2 separate regions of the Homo sapiens genome follow, and region 2 is linked to region 1. A link is a loop called in an ENCODE intact Hi-C map of the cell type or tissue named here. Cell type or tissue: PC-3. All regions are shown on one strand.

Region 1 (5,000 bases):
TACCATTTGCCAATGCTTTCTGCCTTTCAGTCGCCACTCAGGATAACTTTCCACAGGTCAACATGTCCAGGGATTTATCAAGTCCAGTTTTTCTCTTGGAGATACTCCTTCTAACAACGTGGATTCTCCTTTCGGGACAGATTGTTCTCTAGTCCTGCTGTGTGCCTGTTACCCAGGGACTTTCACTGCCTCCTTGGAATTCTCTTTGCCTTTCTCCCAGTTTAGATTCCTTGTTTCCTGGATCTTGTGTGTTGCTTTTTCTTGGTTTACTCCCTTGTTTGGGTGGAGTGCATCCTTCAGTAGCCTTGTCAGGTGAATATGATGACGCAGTGGCCAAGGACACTGTGATGACAGCTCTCAGGTGTTTGTCTCTTGAATTTTGCTGCTCTGGTTTGTATTGGTTGCCCTGTATACCTGGGGCACAACTGCCTTTTAGGACGTTGCACCATCATCATCTTCAGGATTTCCTTTACCTCCATCTCCTGTTGGAACTCCTGTTTTCTGTGTCCCAGTTTTTCTCTTTTTAGTTTAATCCCATGTTTCAGTAGAGCACGTTTTCTGGAAAATGCCTGAGAAAATGTATGTGGGAGGCCTGTGTGAGGTCTTGCTTGTCTTAAAGTGTTTTAATTCTGTCTTCAGACTTAATTGATAGTTGGGCTGGGTTTGGCGTGCTAGATTGTAAGTAATTTTCCTTCAGAGTTTTGAAGGTTTTGTTCCACTGCCTTCAAGCAGCTTTTCGGAAATCCAAAAGCCATTTTGATTCTGATTTTTTTTTTTTTGTATGTAACCTGTTTTTAATCCTCTAGAAGCTTGTAGAATCTTCCCTTTGGCACCAGTGTTTTAAAATTTCACAATGATGTGCTTTGCTCTGAGACCCTTTCCATCCAACATAGCGGACACTTGCATGCTTTTTGATATGGAAGTTTATATATTTTAGTTCAAGGAATTTTTCTTGAAGTTTTTATTAATGATATTTCCCTCTCTGTTTTCTCTTATTTCCTGGAACTCTTGTCATTCATATATTGTCTCCTGATCTGGTCTTCTTCCTTATTTTTTTGTTTAATCTTTTATAGTTTTGAAAATTCCCTTCCCCCACCCCCCCAATTTTCTAGGAGATTTACTCAACTTTATATTTCAACTCTTTGCTGAGTTTTTCATCTTTGTTGTCATGGTTTTAACTTTAAGAGCTTCTCCATTTTTACCACTGTCCCTTTTTATGGTATCCTGTTTTCTTTTTTTCTTGGATAAATAATATATTCTTTCTTTCTGAACGTATTAAGGATATTTGTTTTTGAAGTTTTCTTCTTGCAAAGCCTCTATTTCCTCCAAATGGCCTTTTTGGGGGTTAGGGCTCTGTTTGGCTTTCTGCCTTTCATGTCAAAGCCTTTTCTCAGATAGTTCTTGGTTGCTGCTTGTATTTAAGGCTGGGGACTAAAGTGCTGGTAAGTAATTCTGAGCACATGGGTGGGCTTGTCAACTTCGAGGTTCATGGCTGGGAACCATGGGGGAACTCTGAATCTTGGTTACTTCAGGGTTAGTCTCTGAAGCTGGTCATTTTCCCCAGAGAAGATTATTAGATCTCCTGCCTAGACAATAATTACCTTATTGCTAGGATCCTCGGAGAAGAGGACTGGGACTTCCATATGTAGGTTTAATCCCCCTTTTATCAGTAGGATATACTTGCTGTCAACTACGCCTATCTAAACAACTCTCTGTTTTTACTTTCTCCAAATAACAACCCTCCATTCTTCTATTGGGGTGACGTATGGGTTGGTTGCCTCGTGGGACTGATAGGAGGGGATATAAGGAATGTAGCTGCGTCTTAAACATCATTCAGTCAGTTCCCTTATTTTAACTCCTTCTTCACTTCCAGTTAGATGCCAGTTTCTGAACTTTTGGAGGACTGTGTGTTGTTGATCTGATTGGTTCTGAGCTTTCTCCTGTGACGGCTTAGGGTAGGACGCAGCCTTCGCTGGCCTCTTTAGTCACATACCGCTATCTGTCTTCTTTCCAGCTCCCAAATCTCATTATCCATGTCCTCGTGGATTTAGGTCTTTGAAAACAATCTCTTGACTGTGGCTTTAGTGGGATCCTGTGGGGAAGCAACATTAGATGTCTGTATCTACTCTGCTCTCTATCCGGAACTCGCATTTGTCTTCAGGTTCCCATTGTAATTTCTAAAGCACCGTAATCTCCTAGCATATTGATTGGTTGCTGTTATTGGCCAGCTCCCTCAATATTAAAAAGTAAATTTTAAAAATCTTTTATTTTAGCAAACGTCACTGCTGCCTCCACTCCCACCCAACTTGGGCGATGTGACCGATTTGAGTTCGAATGCCACCAACCGAAGACGTGTATTCCCAACTGGAAGCGCTGTGACGGCCACCAAGATTGCCAGGATGGCCGGGACGAGGCCAATTGCCGTGAGTAGTCAGAGAGCCCTTCACCCCCTGGGCACGTTTCTGCAGAGAGCACAGTTCTGGTGCTTCTGCTTCATTTCTGGATCAGCACACGCCTGTGTGTGAGTCTGTGTACTTGCGTAACCATGCTCTTACTGCATTCTCCACAAGCGCTTTGCCACGTGCACCCATACCATTGCGTTAGTCACCTTCTTTTTAATAAGTTGACTGCGTTTTAAATACCAGGAGCGTGTCCAATAAAAATACTTTCTGAATGACTAAGATAAATATTTTAAATAGGTTTCATAAGCATGTTTAACTCTTTAAAAACGCCCTTGGGGAAAGCCACAACTCTTCTGTATGTACATTCATTCTTCTGGAAGTATTTAGTGAGCACTTACTGGGCGTAGAAGCTGTGTTATTAGAGGGTTTGCCTCTAGCACCCCATTAAGAAAATTCATTCTCAGTCCTTAGGGTAATTATGGTTGGTGAGATAGTGTGCCGAGCCACATGGGGAATAATCACAGGGCCATCTGAGCCCAGTGTGAGGTGATGCATGCATTCTCTACGGGTTTGGAGTTGGTGGGTCCTGGTGTTTGGTCCTCTGATGAACCCAGGGAGGATCTTTGCAGTGAGTGATGGAGGGAGACACTGGCTTCTGCAAGCGTTTATCCTCATGTGACCAGTCAGCGCTTTTCAGTCCCTGGCTGCACGCTAATGCCGCCGTTGGCTGGTCTGTCCTACTGTAGCAGACTTGGGAGGGCATGGCTGGACGGTGCTTATGCAGCCCCCCACCGGCCTGCCTCTCTGACGGTTGGGTGCTGCTCTGGCTCGGGGATCCCTGCTTTGCGGGCCTCCCCTCCATCCAGTCTCCTGCTGGCTGCAGACAGCAGACGTCCTAGCCAGTCACACTCCCTTCCTTGCCAGGATAAGGGCTTCGTCCGTGCTTGCCTGATTCCTGTCCTGGTGAATGTAGAAGACGCCCCTCTCACTCTCTGCTGAGAGCCTCCCTGCCGCCAAGCCCTAACCCTAAGCAGCAAACGCCTCAGTTCCTCCACTTTGATCCCTGTTCTGGTCCCATTTTTTTTTTAATCTTAAAATAATGACTTCCTCAACCAATGAAAAACTGAGCCTCACTTGGAATCCTACCAAGTCTTACCATTTAGAGATGGAATAGAATCTGAGGTGGAGGTTAGTCATCTCTTAATTCCTCTAATTCAGTATTTACAAAATTTATGGGACTTAGCAGGATCATGTGGAAGTGCTTATAAGAGATGTGAATTTGGTGATCTCACCTCAGACCACTGAATCAAGAGCAATGGTGGAGGAGATGCTCGGGAACCCAAGCCTTTTCAGAGGTGCCCTGTCTGATTCTTAGCATCAGACAAGATTGGCAAATACTGCTCTGTCCTAAATAGTTCACCCAGTAAGGCTCAGGGGGAAAGGGAAGAGGGAGTCGGCCGTCCCTTCTCTGTCTGTAGCGTTGTTCTCCACAGGGTGCCCGACTGGGCTCTCCCTGGAGAGGCTTGGTTAAGAGGAAGGAGTGTGGATCCAGTAACATCTTCAGTTTGGTTGGACAAATTTTTGTTGATCATGCACAGCGTGGCAGGCATTGATCAGGTTTCTGGCAATACAAATTCTTTGTGTTTTTTTTCTGGCAGGCATTGATCAGGTTTCTGGCAATACAAATTCTTTGTGTGTTTGTTTGTTTTTTTTTTTTTTCTTTTGAGATGTCATCTCGCTCTGTTGCCCAGGCTGGAGTGCAGGGGCGGGTGGGATCTCAGCTCACTGCAGCTTCCGCCTTTCGAGCTCAAGTGATTCTCTTGCCTCAGCCTCCCGAGTAGCTGGGACGACAGGCATGCGGCACCATGCCTGGCTAATTTTATGTTTTCAGTACAGACAGGTTTTGCCATGTTGGCCAGGCTGGTCTCGAACTCCTGACCTCAAGTGATCTGCCCACCTTGGCCTCCCAAAGTGCTGGGATTACAGGCCTGAGCCACCACGCCCGGTGACTGGCAATACAGATTCTAGTGGGAGGGACATCAAGTCAGCAGCTATCCTACAGTGTGGTGTAGGCAGTAGCAGAAGTTATCCAAGGAACTGGCATAGTTTGCAGGTGGGCTAGCTTCCTGGAGAGGTGGGGACAGGCCAGGAGAGGCAGCCCCATTGATGGTGCCTGGACAACGGTGGGACAAGGTGGCAGATGATGGGCATTCTAGACACAAGGGACAGCATGTATATTCCAAGGCTCAGAGGCATAAGAAAACAGACCTGTAGAGTGGCTGTGGGTGGGACAAAGGTGAGTGCAGAGAGGTAGGCATGAGGTAGATAGGGCGACCCCTGTGCTTGGAGTTTATTTTTCTGGTCCTAAGGAGCCCTTGAAGATTTCAGAGATGGGGTGTTTATATCTTAGATCACTTGGACTTCATCATGGGGGGAATGGGTTATAGAAGAAGGCTGAGGTGAGATTGGAAGCCAGGTGCCCATTAGGAGGCTAATTTGATGGGACTGTGAAGATGAAAAAGGAAGAGTGACCTCTTTGTATATTGGAGGTACTATTAACAGCATCCAGTGAGTTTTTTTGGCTGTGGTAATAAGGAA
Region 2 (5,000 bases), 540 kb after region 1:
ATCTAAGCACTTTGGGAGGCAAAGGTGAGAGGACTGCTTGAGCCTAAGAATTCAAGATCAGCCTGGGCAACAAAATGAGACTCTATCTCTCCAAAAAAAAAAAAAGAAGAAAATTAGCGGGGAGTGGTGGTGCACACCTGTAGTCCCAGCTACCTGGGAGGCTGAGGTGGGAGGATCCACTGAGCCTGAGAGTTGGAGGCTGCAGTGAGCCCTGACCACACCACTGCACTCCAGCCTGGGAAACAGAATGAAATGTGGTCTCAAAAAATAAAAATAAAAAAGGAATATATACTACAGTCCATATTGAATTTATTGTCAGAAGTGCCCCTGAGAGATGTCATCATCTGATACAGAAGAAGTTGAGAGTGACTTACTGGGGCTTTTAGCATTTACAGGTGACTCTTCAACATGGGTTTGAACTTCATGAGTCCACTTATAAGCAGATTTCCTTCTGTCTCTGCCACCCCTGAGACAGCAAGACCAACCCCTCCTCTTCCTCTCCCTCCTCAGCCTACTCAATGTGAAGATGACAAGAACGAAGACTTTTATGATGACCCACTTCCACTTAATGAATAGTAAATATATTGTCTCTTCTTCATGATTTTTTAAAAACATTTTCTCATCTGTAGCTTACCTTATTGTGAGAATCTAGTATATAATACAGATAACATACAAAATATATGTTAATCAACTGTTTATGTTATTGGTAAAGCTTCCAGTCAACAGTGGGCTATTAGTAGTTATGTTATACTTGGATTTTCCACTGTGTGCGGGTTGGTGCCCCGAACTCCTGAGTTGTTCAAGGGTTGGCTGTACTATACAGAGAGAGTAGAAAAATGATCACCTTTTAAGAAATGCTTTAGCTTAAGGATAAGCAACATAATCAATCGTGCCATGAGCTATGGGCTGCCAGAAAGTAATGCGTTATATTTAGAAGGCTTTCTCCTCAGTACTCAAATAGAAGAGATTTCCAAATTATAAATCAGGATTCTGGAAGCAGAGAGCGCGATGGCTGGGCCAAGCCTCAGATAGAATTCCTTGCTACCATCATTTTCATCAGAACAGACCAGCATCCAGACACCTCCTCTGAAAATAAAGAGTGGCCTGAAGTTTATCCTATATTACCTTAGAAACACAATCTACAGACAATATGGATTATCTATACCTTCTTAATAGGTATAATTTAGCTACATTCTTTTAACCACTGTATGCAAGTGTTGGGCAAGTAATCAGCTGAGAAGCCCTAAGCCCTCTGGAAGCAAGACTTTTTGACTGTCCCTATATTTACTTGTAAGAGGCCCAAAGCCAGGTATGAAGGAGATTCAATTACAGAAAAATTTAAATCAATGGCCACAATAAAAACAGCTTTGATTTTTGGTCCCAGATAGGCCATTTGAAGTATTACCTGATGGGGAAAACCTAAAATGCTTGTACAACATAGAGGGTAAAAAAGAGTTCTTAAAAAACTTGTCTTTGAGGGTGGGAGTGGGGGTGAAAGATAATAGACTACACATTGGGTACAGTGTACACTGCTCAGGTGACAGGTGCACCAGGATCTCAGAAATCACCACTAAAGAACTTATCCTTGTAACCAAAAACCACCTGTTCCCCCAAAACTATCGAAATTTTTTAAAAGAGTTGTCTTTGCTAACAGTCCTGGGGAAGCAATTTTTTATTAAAATATTGACATTCCTCCCAATGCTTCATTTGTCTAGATAAATGTAGCCCATGGCACAAAAATACGTTCTTAGGCTGGGCACAGTGGCTCATGCCTGTAATCCCAGCACTTTGGGAGGCCAAGGCAGACGGATCACTTGAGGTCAAGAGTTCGAGACCAGCCTGGCCAAAATGGTGGAACTCCATTTCTACTAAAAATATAAAAAATTAACTAGGCGTGGTGGTGGGCGCCTGTAGTCCCAGCTACTCAGGAAGCTGAGGCAACAGAATTGCTTGAACCTGGGGGCGGAGGTTGCAGTGAGCCAAGATCGTGCCACTGCACTGGGCAAAAGAACAAGAGTCTGTCTCAAAACAAACAAACAACACCAAAAGTACATTCTTAATAAAGTAGAAATGCACGGTGATTATGCTTTACTTATCATGCTGGCATTTTTCTAGCAATTTTTATTTTTCTATCATTCCCAACATTTTTAATTTTCCATGTATCTGGGATAGAATGTGGAATTAAAATAAAAATTAAAACAAATCTCTGTCTAAGAGCTTTCTTGAAGTATGACAAAGGTTTAGGGACAAGCCGTTTGTAATTCGCTGATGGCAGGAAAACTAATTCACTACTGGAGAATTCTGACATCTAAAATCTACATACTGATATGCTGGAGGGGAATGAGAGAGAATGTCTATGATTTTAATTTACTTAACCTATTTAGAAAAAAAAAAGTCATTTGAGTCATCCTGGCTCACTTTCTTTAGCATTAGTCAGATTGCATTTCCTTAAGCCTGCGAGTGTGTTTCTATGTAAATAAACTATGTAGTTCACTTGGGGATAAAAGTCACAGTATTTAGAGATTATAAAGACCTATTAGATCATCCGGTCTGGCCCACAAGAGATAATCCCTAGATAGGGAACATAACTGTTGATCTTTGCCAAGAAGCCAAGAAGAAACAGTTGGTAAAAATATTTTCCATACTTTTTTTTTTTTCATTTTAACTTATCTAATAGTGCTTCAGTCACTTCCCAAGTGGACTAGTAAAATGATCATGAAACAGTTCAGCTTATCAGGGAGATGCAAAGTTTAACTTATCTGAATTGACAATGGTCCACCCTCCTCCATTTGTTAAAGAAATGCTCTTGTTTGCAAAATGTGAACAGTGAAGAATCTGCTCTTTGAACTAGCCAGGCAGTTTCCTTTCAGTTAAGAAAGTCAAAAGGCAAGTTGTACCTCACTGGTTTTCTTAACCTACTTTCACTAATTTCAGAGAAATTAGATATTAAAACAGGAATCTGTACAGAGTAGAAAATGAATGATACATTTACAATTTACTGCTTTACAAACCAAAGTATTTTCCATCTTTATTTTCTATATTACATAAAATATGAAATATTATTGAAACTTGAAGTATACAGAAGTTTGGCATTAGGGTAAAAGTCAAAGTGACTCGGCAATATGAACCTTAAGAAATAAGAATTTGCTTAAGAATTTCCAGAGTCAGTATGATAGTTGTATCATGAGAGATTATATTCCATTAGAAATGCTGTTAAAAAAACATAATGTGGCCCTTGACTTCTTAAAGTCTACATCCTAAAGGCCGGGTACGGTGGCTCACGCCTGTAATCCCAGCACTGTGGGAGGCCAAGGCAAGCAGATCACCTGAGGTCAGGAGTTCGAGACCAGCTGGGCCAACACGGCAAAAACCCATCTCTACTAAAAATACAAAAATTAGCTGGGCGTGGTGGCAGGTGCCTGTAATCCCAGCTACTTGGGAGACTGAGGCGGGAGAATTGCTTGAACCCGGGAGGTGGAGGTTGCAGTGAGCTGAGATTGCACCATTGCACTCCAGCCTGGGCTACAAGAGGAACACTCCGTCGCAAAATAAATAAATAAATAGTAAAGACACCTATTCTGGTCACTGTGTCATTTATTCCCTAGTTCTTAAATCCTGCTTTGATCACCCTACGTGTTTTCCCTACTGAGATTATATTCAGAAAATTGTCAATATTCCTGAAGAGGTGAAAGTCACACACACGTACAGAAATAGGAAAAACTAACGAATAGTAGGGGATGAGCTGGTAACGTTAAATTAAAAGTTAGAAAAACTGGATCTAAACATTTAAAGCAGAATTATTTCTTATCAGCTAAACACAAATCAACCTAACCCAGGAAGGAAATTTTCTATTTTTATTCAGTTAGAATTTCCAGAGTCGGTATGATAGTTGTATCATGAGAGATTATATTCCATTAGAAATGCTGTTAAAAAAAATAGTGTGGCCCTTGACTTCTTAAAGTCTACATCCTAAGTCAAGAGCTTATATTTATTTAAGCCTATAACAAATTTGAGGATTTCAGAACTCAGTGAGACTCTCCATGTGCACTGAGCATGCACTGTGAGCTAAGCCCTTTGCCAGGTTTTGCAAGAAATCATAAAGGCAGTATTAGATATGGTCTCTGCCCTTCCAGAGCTTACAGTATGAGAGGGAAGATAAATATCTACTCCTCCGACCCTCATCTCCCACACATGATGAAAAGTGAGTGACTAACTTCTGCTATCTCATTTACATTGACCTCAGATGGTGAATCAGAGTCTAGACAAGAAAATCACACATGTACATGGGGAAACTGAGGAAAGTTTAATGAAAGGATAATTTGTAAAGATTGGACAGAGTTAAGAGGGACCAAGAAGAGATGGTGAAGTGTCCCAGGACTAACAATAGCAGGAAGTCCTTACACCCAAAGGCCTGAAAGAGCAAGAAGAGGGAGTAGTTATCAGAGGCCAGAGAGAGAGCTGAAACTGCAAGAGATGGCCTCTCTCAGGAAGGAATAAAGCTAGGTCCTCTCTGTAGCCTACAGGAAGTGAGTCAGGGGCATTTAGTACCCTAACCTCTGTCTTCAGTACCCTAACCTCTCTCTTCACTTTCTCTCTAATCTCTCCCTGTTGACTTACTTGGGCCAAACACACTCAGAAGCCGGTGGGCAAAAGAGACTGTTGAGGCAATGCATGAAGGTGCGCCTCTGAGAGCGTAGAGCTAGATAGAAAACGGTAGAGAAAAGATCTGGCAAGGCAGGCAATGGCCAACAGAGCTGGATGAATTTAGAGCCACCCAAGCTTACAGGATAAATATATGCTATATCCAGAAGTAAACATTTGGATAGATCGGTTAAGAGTAATGCTTTATTTGCAACAGAACATTTTGGCACTTTCCCATTAGATAAGATCAGTCAATGTTAACATAAGCTTCCAACTTAAGCCACAGAACATAAATGGTGAACTCTAGTTTAACCAATATTCTGCCAAGTGAGGTCTATAATTTGTACTTTTATGTGTCA

What was found. Hi-C counts contacts between places; a loop is a spot of excess contacts. Peaks named below come from ENCODE experiments on the same cell type or tissue, not always from the same donor. Only the 100,000 strongest peaks of a DNase experiment are listed, where the experiment ranks them.
Region 2: a loop joins it to region 1, with 22 times the contacts of the local background. A loop is called at or near these places in 1 of 110 quality-filtered maps.

Annotation. Positions count from the first base shown.
Region 1 is chr11:121,593,350-121,598,349 of GRCh38, forward strand. It overlaps SORL1 (sortilin related receptor 1), which reads left to right. Exons shown (of 48, transcript NM_003105.6): 32 at 2,274-2,423. Among named protein-coding and RNA genes, the nearest start is that of SORL1-AS1, 140 kb to the left of the region's middle. RefSeq lists an enhancer at 1,906-3,105. In PC-3, no CTCF peak of the experiment used is centred here; a DNase peak (open chromatin) is centred at 2,582; H3K27ac peaks cover 1,241 bases.
Region 2 is chr11:122,134,803-122,139,802 of GRCh38, forward strand. All of the region lies in intron 4 of MIR100HG (mir-100-let-7a-2-mir-125b-1 cluster host gene), which reads right to left. Among named protein-coding and RNA genes, the nearest start is that of MIRLET7A2, 9.3 kb to the right of the region's middle. In PC-3, no CTCF peak of the experiment used is centred here; DNase peaks (open chromatin) are centred at 2,429, 4,194, 4,529 and 4,599; H3K4me3 peaks cover 379 bases; H3K27ac peaks cover 4,042 bases.